Linked DNA regions of Homo sapiens: region 2 is linked to region 1. Evidence: chromatin loops called from intact Hi-C (ENCODE). Cell type or tissue: ovary. All regions are shown on one strand.

The links. Hi-C counts contacts between places; a loop is a spot of excess contacts. Peaks named below come from ENCODE experiments on the same cell type or tissue, not always from the same donor. Only the 100,000 strongest peaks of a DNase experiment are listed, where the experiment ranks them.
Region 2: it touches region 1 in a loop (2.8-fold over the local background); 36 of 110 quality-filtered maps call a loop at or near these places.

Annotation. Positions count from the first base shown.
Region 1 is chr15:75,373,598-75,376,097 of GRCh38, reverse strand. SIN3A (SIN3 transcription regulator family member A) reads left to right here. Exons shown (of 21, transcript NM_001145358.2): 20 at 226-433. Among named protein-coding and RNA genes, the nearest start is that of MAN2C1, 6.2 kb to the right of the region's middle. In ovary, no CTCF peak of the experiment used is centred here; no DNase peak of the experiment used is centred here.
Region 2 is chr15:75,672,436-75,674,935 of GRCh38, reverse strand. It overlaps CSPG4 (chondroitin sulfate proteoglycan 4), which reads left to right. Exons shown (of 10, transcript NM_001897.5): 10 at 1-614. Among named protein-coding and RNA genes, the nearest start is that of SNX33, 26 kb to the right of the region's middle. RefSeq lists an enhancer at 1-618. In ovary, no CTCF peak of the experiment used is centred here; a DNase peak (open chromatin) is centred at 1,305; H3K27ac peaks cover 2,469 bases.

The sequences.
Region 1 (2,500 bases):
CATCTGCTAAGTCAAGTAGGGGATGGGTGAAGATTTCTGCTTTTTATTCTGTGTACCTTTGCAGTTGAAATTTTTTTTGCAGTGAAACAACTGAACATTTGTGTATGTATTTAACAAATTGGGATGAGTACTATGCAAGCATATAATAAAGAAAACTCACTTTGGGGAAGTCACGGGAATCTGCATCTGGACGAGCTCTCATCCTCCGGGGCTTTTCTGCAATAGGAATCTACGGCGGATCCGGAAGTGTCAACGTGGTCGAGAGCAGCAGGAAAAGGAAGGGAAGGAAGGAAACAGCAAGAAGACCATGGAGAATGTGGATAGTCTGGATAAGCTGGAGTGTAGATTCAAGCTGAATTCCTACAAGATGGTGTATGTGATCAAATCAGAGGACTATATGTATCGGAGGACCGCCCTGCTCCGGGCTCATCAGGTGAGAACCAGTAACTGAAATTTCTGTACACATCTCCCACCCTAGCTAGGACCAGGGGAGGCCCAGAGTCTTCTGATTGTTTTTCTTTGTTTATGCAAACCTGTTCTTGGAGCTGAGACTTAACTGAGGAAGTACGTATGTTGGTTGCTAAGGATGCTGTGACAAAGTACCACAGACTGTGGCTTAAATGACAAAAGTTGTGGAGACTAGAAGTCCAAAGTCAAGTGTCAGCAGTGTTGGTTCCTTTTGAGGACTGTGAGGGACAATCTCTTCTAGGCCTCTCCTAGCTTCTGGTTCTTTGCTGGCAATCTTTGGCATTCCTGGGCTTGTAGATCCCTGCCTTCATCTTCATATGGTGTTCCTACCTGTGTGTGTGTGTCTGCCTCCAGATGAGGTCACATTCGGAAGTACTGGGGGCTAGGACTTCAATGTATGATTTTTTGTTTGTTTGTTTGAGACAGAGTCTCACCTGACACAGCCTCTCAAAGTGCTAGCATTACAGGCGTGAGCCACCATGCCCGGCCAACATAAGAATTTTAAGGAGAATACAGTTCAGCCTGTAAGAGCACGTAAATACCCGGTGGCACCTTTTTGGTGAATTTACTCCCAGTATTTACATCTCAAGTAGTATCTGATCTTTTGCTTGTATGAATCCTACCTGTCTTTACATTCTGTCTCAATTGTGAAACCTTCCTGGTGCAGCTGCGTATAGGGTGTTATGCCAGGCCCTGGGACTACAGCCATGAAGTAGAGCAGATGAAGTAATGCGATGATATGCACTACCAGGGAAACAAATCAGGTGAAGTGATCAAGGGTAACTAGCATACAGGCCTTGCTTTCACTGGAGGAGGCTTCTCAAAGGAGGTGATGCTTGAGGCCTGAATAATGACAAGGAATTAGCCTGGTGAAGAGTAGAGGATGGGTGTTTTCTAGACAAAAGAGCTAGTACAAGGCTGGGAGGAAAGGACTTGGCATATTCAAGAAATTACAAACACCATTGTGGCTCAAGGTTGCATGAAGTTAGAAGGGTAGGCAGAGGCCACATCACTTTGTCTAATGATAGGCCATGGTTTGTAATTTGTTTGAGATGCACTGGGACATTTGACAAAGATAGCTTGGAGTTCTGTGAGGACAGTGGAGATGGGTATATATAAAGTTGGAAGAGCAGAGACCACTCAAAAGGGTGCCCTTGTCCAAATGAGATGTGGGGGCCACCCGTACTACTAGGGTGGCAGTGGAATTGCAAGAATTACATTGTAGACTTTATGCATTTATTTTTGAGACAGAGTTTCGCTGTGTCTCAAACCATGCCTGGCTGATTTTTTGTATTTTTAGTAGAGATGGGATTTCACCATGTTGGCCAGGCTGGTCTCGAACCTGACCTCAAGTGATCCACCCTCCTCAGCCTCCCAAAGTACTGGGATTACAGGCGTGAGCCACCACGCCCAGATGTAGATATTATTTAGATATTTAATTGACAAGAGATGGTGTTGGATCAAATGTGGGGGTAAGCAAAAGAAGGACATCAAGGATGGTGCCTGATTAGTTTTGGGGTTTTTTGGTTTGTTTTGTTTTGCTTAAGTGGAGATTTTAGGGGCTCACCTGTTAATAGGAAAGGGTTATGAGGTTTGGGAGACAGATGAAGTGCTGTTTTAAGTTTGAAAGGACTACAAAACTTTCAAATGGGAGATGTTGAGCAGACAGTTTAATGTATAATTAACCCTTTAACGACAAGGGGTTTGGGGCACTGGCCCCTGCACAGTCAAATCTGTGTATAATTTTTGACTCCCCCAAAATGGAACTACTGATAGTCTACTACTGACTGGAAGGCTTACTGATAAACAACATATTTTGTATGTTGTATGTATTATATATACTGCATTCTTTTTTTCTTTCTTTTTTTTTTTTTTAATGAAAATAGACACGGGGTCTCCTTACGTTGCCCAGGGCTGGTCTCAAACTCAAGGGTTCAAACAACCCACCCATTTCAGCCTCCTAAAGTGCTGGGATTACAGGCGTGAGCCACTGTGCCCAGCCTATACTGTATATTCTTACAATAAAGTAAGT
Region 2 (2,500 bases), 300 kb before region 1:
GGGGATGGGTTTATTTAAGGGAGATTGCAAGGAAGCTATTTAACATGGTGCTGAGCTAGCCAGGACTGATGGAGCCCCTGGGGGTGTGGGATGGAGGAGGGTCTGCAGCCAGTTCATTCCCAGGGCCCCATCTTGATGGGCCAAGGGCTAAACATGCATGTGTCAGTGGCTTTGGAGCAGGTTAGGCTGGGGCTCATCGAGGGTCTCAGGCCGAGGCCACTGCGGTGCCAGTGCCCCCCTGAGGACTAGGGCAGGCAGCTGGGGGCACTTGGTTCCATGGAGCCTGGATAAACAGTGCTTTGGAGGCTCTGGACAGCTGTGTGGTGTTTGTGTCTTAACTATGCACTGGGCCCTTGTCTGCGTCGGCTTGCATACAGAGGGCCCCTGGGGTCGGCCCTCCGGCCTGGCCTCAGCCAGTGGGATGGACAGGGCCAGGCAGGCCTCTGAACTTCCACCTCCTGGGGCCTCCCAGACCTCCTGTGCCCCCACCTGTGTGGGCAGGTGGGCCAGTCTTCGGGTGATGGGACCAAACCCCTTCAGTTCAGTAGAGAAAGGCTAGGTCCTCTACAAAGAGCTGCAAGACAAAAATTAAAATAAATGCTCCCCACCCTAGATTTATTAGCCTGAGTTTCGACCTCCATACCCCTGTCCTTCCCCAGCCACCTCTCAAGGGGTTGCAGCAGCAAAGTGAAGGGAGTGGGGGGACTTGGGGATCCCAAGGCTGGGACATGGTACCAAGGGGGAGGGGGAGGAGAACCACCACAGGTGCCTCCTAGAAACTTTTACAAGGAAGGCTTCTGCTGGTGTCCACCCTCCCAACAGGAGGACCAAGTGTGCTGCTTCTCAAAGCCAGAGGAAGCAGCAAGGATTCAGAAAAGCCAGGCATCCCCGCACGTGGCCTGAGAGGCCAGCATTGGGTTACAGAGGGGTTCTGAGGCCGCGGCATCTCCAGAAGGCCCTCTCTGAGTTACTGAGTCACCACCCTCTAGACCTCTCTTGAGGGTGTCGCAGGGTTGGGGGCAATGGAGACAGATTCTGGGTCCCAGGGGATATGCCTGGCCCTGACAGTAGACTGAAGAGAGGAAGAGAAATGTGAGAGGCCTCTGAGTGCAGCCAGGGTCAGTGGGTGGGAAGCCCTGGCCAGCCTCTGGCAGCTGACCTGCATCTGGGGACCAGAGTCACCTCTTCCCTGCATCCCAACATCTGAAACATTTGAACCAGGAATGAGCAAGAGAAGTCTCCTCCCCACCCTGCCCCTGGACCGCCCCTCCTATGACGCCTCTCGCATCTCAGTGTCCAGCCTCCTAGGTCCTCCTCCACTCTGAGAGGCTTCGGGCAGGAGGCCAGGTACATCCTGCTGTTAGGGCCCCCAGAGGACCCAGGGGAGACTAAGAGTCAGGGAGGGGAAGAGGGCTGTCACACAGCAAGGCGCTTCTTGCCACACTGAAAAGCAGGACTCCCCAGGGAGGGTGACCAGGGCCCCAGAGATCCCTCTGCACCCTGAGCTCACCGTGCACAGGGCTCCGCGTGAGCCTGCTCCGTTCCTTCTACAAGCCTGGTCTCTCTGGCGCCCCAGGCCAGCCTGAGGCAGGGGCCTGGCCAAGGGTGTCTCTACACCACATCCCCTCCCAGGAGCTCAGGCTGGAGCCTCAGGGCCCTGATATCTGGAGCAAGTCTCTACCCAGGGTGACCAGTTTCCCTGGAAGTGTAAGCTGAGAAGAGGGTGAGAGACCCAGCAGGCAGGATCTGGCCTGGTCTCCGATTTCCCCCAGAGGACTGAGGACACACTCTGTTCACATAGCCTGGCCCGGCCTGCCCTGCCCCCAGGGAGCTGGCACCAGCTGACACCGTTCCAGCTCCTCTGAGCCCATGCAGGACAGTGGGCTGGCACCCAGGGCACTGTGCCAGCAGCTCTGCTAGGACCTGGGAGAGGGTCTTTCATGGGCACACCAGAGCTGAGAACCCAACCTAAACGTGGGACCTTGGTTTATGTAAATCCCTTTCCCCAGGGCTTAAGGGGCTTGTCTCCACTTTACAAAGTAACTCACCATCCCCCTCCTTTAAGGAGCCAGTTCCTCCCAGGCGCTGGAGATAACAGCCAACCCATGTGCAAGTGTTCAGGAATGTCTGGGAGCTCCTGACCCTCTCCACACAAACAAACATACACAAATCCATAATGTGCCTTTGTGCACGCCATTGTGTATATGAACACAGGCTCATGCATGACCTTCAGACACACAACACAGAGATAAATACCTACCTACCTAAGACACAAACGCATACGCGGGGGCACACACAAATTTCAGAAGTATATGCTCCTTACCTGGGGCCCCCTGCAGTCCCAGCTAGCCTAGTCGGGCAAAGGAGTCAGGATTTTCTGCCCATTAAGGCACTCAAGCTGACATCAGCAGAATTGCAAAGTGAGCCCACTGGTGGGGGAAGGGGACAGGGTAGGAGTTGCCAGAGGGGCCCAGATCCCCAGGACCCCAGCTTAGAAACC